Linked DNA regions of Homo sapiens: region 1 is linked to region 2. The links are chromatin loops, found by intact Hi-C in ENCODE. Cell type or tissue: HepG2. All regions are shown on one strand. Links, peaks and the distances in the headings refer to the core of each region. The heading gives the core; the rest is flanking DNA. Region 1 overlaps PARD3B (par-3 family cell polarity regulator beta). Region 2 overlaps PARD3B (par-3 family cell polarity regulator beta).

Region 1 (2,928 bases), core at 166-2,665, 55 kb before region 2:
TTTCTTAATGTCTCTAACCTACTGGTTTTAAATTTTATATATATACACACATACATATATATATACACACATACATATACACATATATGTATGTGTGTATATATGTGTGTAGATAAGTATATATGTATATATATGTGTGCATGTATATATGTGTGTATATATGTATATGTGTGTGTATATATGTGTGTATATGTGTGTGTGTGTGTGTGTGTGTGTATATATATATATATATATATATATATTTTTTTTTTTATTTTTTTGAGATGGTCTCTCGCTCTGTCACCCAGGCTGCAGTGCAATGGTACAATGGCTCACTGCAACCTCCACCTCCTGGGTTCAAGCGATTCTTCTGCCTCAACCTCCTGAGTAGCTGGGATTACAGACGTGCTTCACAATGCTCAGCTAATTTTTGTATTTTTAATAGAGGTGGGGTTTCACCATGTTGGTCAGGCTGGTCTCGAACTCCTGACCCCATGATCCACCCACCTTGGCTTCTCAAAGTGCTAGGATTACAAGACATGAGCCACCACGCCCAGCCCAAATTTTCTATTTTTATGTCCTAAATTGTTGAAGCAATTCTTCTGATCGAAACAGGCAAGGGTTTTATTTTTCTTATGAGTCACTATAGGCACAAGGCCTAGAGCCTATAAGCTTTACAAAAACCTACTGAAGTATGTGAGATATGAACAAAATTATTGGCTGTAATGTATGAACATAAATCCAAGTGTGAAATTAATAAATGTTTATCCCTGAAATGGAAGCTTATGCCAATTTTAGTAATTATTACACTTAGAATTTATTATTTTAAAAAATATCAATTGCAAAAAGGTTACACTTTTGGTTTTTTTACAACTCAAAAGAATTTCTAAGTATGCAGAGAGATTGCTAAAAAAATCAGTCAATCTATAATTAACTCATAGGCAAATAATTGTAAATAGATTTTGTAAATCTCTTTCAAATTTTTACAGCAAAAATTTTATTTAATGTAGGAGGGGGATGGGGAGGAAGAGAGAGTAGCAGGAGAGAACACACTATGGGTACAGCCCATTGCTTTTACCTTTTCCCTCCCTTTATTATTTGCCTCTGAGATGTCCAAAGAAATCTCTGGTCTTAGGAAAAAAAGATTTTAAAAATTACTGCCTGTGGCTGGGCATGGTGGCTCATGGCTGTAATCCAAGCACTTTGGGAGGCTGAAGTGGGCAGATCACCTGAGGTCAGGAATTCAAGACCAGCCTGCCCAACATGGTGAAACTCCATCTCCACTAAAAATACAAAAATCAGCTGGGTGTGGTGGCACGTGCCTGTAATTCCAGCTACTCGGGAGGCTGAAGCAGGAGAATTGCTTGAATCTGAGAGGCGGAAGTTACGGTGAGCTGAGATTGCACCACTGCACTACAGCCTGGGGGACAAAGGGAGACTCTGTTTAAAAAAAAAAAAAAATGCTGCCTGTGAGGTCACTCTGGACTCTGGGTCTAGCCACTGTCTGTTTGTCCAGTTAATGTTTTCTATTAGCTCAACTTTGTTCGAGATTCTTAATATAACTCAATACTTTCCAAAAAGCTAGCAGATATTTAATATGTATGTGTAATCGCCTTTTCTGCAGAAAGGAGCGTGATTTAAGTGAGCTCATCTAATAGATCAGTATAAAATACCAGATGAGTTCACTAGAGTGTGTGAAGAACTTTGTGCATCCCATTTAAGTGAATGGTTGTGTGCTCTGAAATGAAGAGACAGCACATAAACCCCCAAAGTTAATAAACTCTAATAAACAATGAATCTGGATGACAACTTTTCAAAATCTATTACACAGTAGTAGCCCTGGTTTTGCACAGTTTGCATATTAAACAGATGATAGTAGATTCTGGGCAGAAATATAGACAGTATTATGTACTTCAATTCGTGCCAGAAGAGAAATTTTTTGATAGCACTTATTGTAGCCAAGAACAAAGCAGCTATACAATCCCCAGCCAGAAACCAGGTGCCAAAATTAATTCATGCAAGAATAAAATGGGTTGGCACCTTATGGTAAAGTCATAAGCTCTTGAGGAAATGCACAGGAAAGTTCTGGGTAGCTTGAGTTACTACGTCTTTATGGTTACTTCCATTCTGGGCTGGCTCATTAACTTTGCAATAAGAAATACCATGGAATGATCAGAAAATGTTTTCACCCAGCCAGGAAATCTCACAACCACAGGCAAAAGTGCCATGAAGAGAGCAGACATGGTTTTCAGTAATGTAAGCCCTGCACATGATTTGGATATAGCAGGCTTACTTGTCACGTTTGTAGGAGCCACATAACTTGGTAGGTTAGCAAATCACACTGGATGACAGAATCAGGATTCAAAAAGGTCTCAACAGGGAGAACTGTTGAGCCGCAATTCAGAAGATTAAATTTAATAGGGATGAATGTAAATTCCTGTATTTGGGTTCAAAAAAGGAAGCAACTGCTTCCTGCCTTACTCCCATCCAATTTATTTTCCACGCTGCAGCCTGGGTGATCATTTTAAAACACAAATCTGATCATGTCACTTCCTTGCTAAAAATCCCTTAACAACATCCCATTGCCCTGAGGATGAAGACAGAACTCATTAATGTGGTTTTTGAGATTCTCTATGACTGGCCCCTTCCTTTCTCTTCCGCCTGTTCTCTCTCCAGGCTCCCTCTCACACTGAGCACCCCAGCCAAATGGAAGATCTTAGGGTTCCTCATTTTAGGCTGCTTTTAGGTTCTCATGTTTTCTTTGCCCGAAACACATCTTCCCAATTTCCTATACATTTCCAGAAAAGCCCAATCCATGGGCTACTGTTAGGTGCCTCATTACCAACTTTCAAGGTTCTCTGACCAGCCTTTTATTTAACAAATATGTATTGAGTGCCTACTACATTTCAGACATGTTCTAGGCTCCAGAGATAAAACAGTGAACAAAGT
Region 2 (2,928 bases), core at 121-2,620:
CAGGCAGGAAGAAGGAGGACAGGTGAAGGACAAAAGACATAATTCTGTCCCTTTTATTTGGAAAATAATAGCTGTCCAAAAACTTAACCTCAGATGCTTCATCCGTGTCTTATTATTCAAAACCATTACATGAAAACAAAAAACCGCATGAATATCTGGAGAGATGAATATTTTTAACTAGTCAGGTTGCTACTCCAAAGTCAGGATTTTGTTAAAAAGAAGCTGAAAAACTATTTGGCATAAACAATAAGTAGTTATACATGAGACAGATAAGTTAGCCAAATCAAAATCATCCTCTTTATATCAGTTTTTCCCCTAAATTTAACTTAAAATACCTGAAGTAATTGGAAATAAAGTAGTTTTCCAATGTAGACATTGAAAATTATCTGTAAACTAGTTCAGTGTTCTCTGAACAGCAACTAACACATACATTGCAGAAATTTCATGAATATTAGATTGTGTTGATTGCTTCAATGTTTGTTCTTAATCTAAATTTTCACTTTAACAGTTGCAGCTAACTATTCATATATACAATCAACTCTCAGTTACCAAAGGGTGAATGCCCTGAATTCCCACTATTGTTGGAAAACCTGGCTATCCATTTCTTCTTTGCATTGTCACCCAGTGGAAAGAGTTCGCTCCTTTGTTATACTTACTGTGAATTCCACTCCTTCACCTAACAAAACAATGCCAGAGCAGAAGCACGTGTGAGTTTTTTCTTTATAGTCAGATCAGCTGCTGTGGAGGGCCTTTCCCTCTAATGACCAGCTCTTCCTTCAGCAAAAGTATAAAGCATGCAGGCAGCTATCTAAAGGAGCAACTACTTTGGAGCCAGACTTCTCAATCTTGACCATGAATCCAGGTGAGAAATACTGAGTAAAAATACAAAATGGATTTGCGTAAGAGTTCACTAACTCCTCCTAGATCAGGTCTTCACTTTCTTCTTTGAGATGTCATGAGTTTACAGTATGGAAGACACTCTATTTGTTTATTTCATCAGTCATGTGTTCACTTGGCCAACACCTGTTAAATGCCTACCTTGTGCTGTGTATCATGCTGACTCACAATGTATACAGTCGCACCGTATTCTGCGGCCAAATGGATTAATATTTGTAAACATAGTTAGAAGTTTTACTTTTGTAAGTTATCTATGATCTTGAACTTTTGTTACAAGTCCACCAGGTTGTACAGCTCTGTGGTGGGGGTGAGGGTCATTTATAAAGGCTGCATGTGAATCATATCAGCAGTCCCCCAGGGGTTGCAGAGCACACACCACCATGAGTGTGTGTAATTACTCTGGTTACTTCATTGCACATTTGAGGATTGGCTCCTGTTTTGTGTTATCCATATTATTAGCTCAGCTCATCTAGATCTGGACAAATATAGTTTTTTTAAAAAAAGTCTATTTTATTTTCCCTCATATGTATATATATCTTTATCTTAGATAAATTACTATTGCCTATAATTTTCATATATATTATAACCTCTGAAGAGAATTTAGTACCTATATTCTTTCTACTCTTTATTTCTTTGTGTGAATAGGCAACATGTTTACCTCCCTTCACTATAGCATATTGGTATTAGGATATACTATATACTTGAAACTTAGAAAATTTGCAAGAATAATCAGCTGATTTCATTCCTGATGTATAAAGGAAAATATTCCATTCCTTAAGTGCTTTTAGTAACTTATATTGCAGTGACTTTAATATTACTGAGGAAGAAACCTGTAGTAATCTTATTCACCTCATTGGTAAGTTCTTGCAATATTTATTATTAAACATTAATTATTAAATATGAATAGTATTAAATGTGTGGTACATTGCTTTTTTTAATAACCCCTTTCCTGATATCCCTTAATTTACATGGTATACTTTTACATTGATTTTTTTATAAATCATTTCTACTTACTTTCTATCTGAATATTATCTATCTGAATATTAATATCAATTATCTACCTGAATATTTCTATCTGAATATTAATTCTTCAGTTAGCACCAAATGCAGAATTTATTATGCAACTTTTAAGCCCTCTACAGAAATCATTATATTATTTTATAAAGAATCCATAACATTTTCTCTTCTTGGCTTTTCAGCAAGTTGTCTATAGTATGTATATCATAATATTACCTTGTGTTTTAAACCACTCAGAAAACTGGTAAAAAGCAGAATTGTCATTTTACTAAATATTCTTTCTTCAGCCAATTCCCATGTTTATCATTTCCTTAATTTTTATTGTCCTGTGTTGTAAAGTGGTCTGTGGCTTCAAAGGGCTTTTATTTGCTTTACTTGCTTCTAGGTTTCTAACTGCTTGTGTGCCTTTTGAATACATGTTTAAACATAAGAGAAAAAATGTGAGTAAGGCTCGCTTCTGATTTCAGACTGCTTGAGAGGGAAGTGACTGAAGGGGTAATATATAATCACAAATCAAACCCAAGGCCACTGTTAGGCTTCTTTCGGTGCCCTGTTGAACGGGAAAAATTAAAAAAAAAAAAAGTCTCTCGAGTTTCACAGATTAGCAAAAACTTCCTTGTATTTACCATGCACTGAAAATACAATTAACAGTTTGTATGAGAAGACGAAAGATAATGAAAAGAGAAATTAGTCTCTGAAAAGCACATTCTTATGAGGTCATGAATTACAAGTTCATGTGTCTTATGGCAAAATATTTATCTAAGAGATTCGGCTATAAAAATCAGGAGTCACCACCCTCTTTAGATTACCCAAAAGAGTTGATAATGACTTCATAATAGCATAAAAAATCTGGGGTCTTTATTGTTTTTAATTCTGATTTCTATATTTTATCTATTGAAAATCAAGAGCTGTGGATAAAAAGTTCATTTAGGGCAGGGTGTGGTGGCTCACACCTGTAATCCCATTTGAGAGATCAAGGCAGGTGGATCAGCTGACGTCAGAAGTTCGAGACCA

The links. A loop is a pair of places that touch in the nucleus more often than their neighbours do. Peaks named below come from ENCODE experiments on the same cell type or tissue, not always from the same donor. Only the 100,000 strongest peaks of a DNase experiment are listed, where the experiment ranks them.
Region 1: it touches region 2 in a loop (11-fold over the local background); 1 of 110 quality-filtered maps calls a loop at or near these places.

Annotation. Positions count from the first base shown.
Region 1 is chr2:205,217,654-205,220,581 of GRCh38, forward strand. The region is part of intron 15 of PARD3B (par-3 family cell polarity regulator beta); the gene reads left to right. Among named protein-coding and RNA genes, the nearest start is that of NRP2, 460 kb to the right of the region's middle. In HepG2, for the core only: no CTCF peak of the experiment used is centred there; a DNase peak (open chromatin) is centred at 1,408.
Region 2 is chr2:205,272,713-205,275,640 of GRCh38, forward strand. The region is part of intron 16 of PARD3B (par-3 family cell polarity regulator beta); the gene reads left to right. Among named protein-coding and RNA genes, the nearest start is that of NRP2, 410 kb to the right of the region's middle. In HepG2, for the core only: no CTCF peak of the experiment used is centred there; a DNase peak (open chromatin) is centred at 1,109.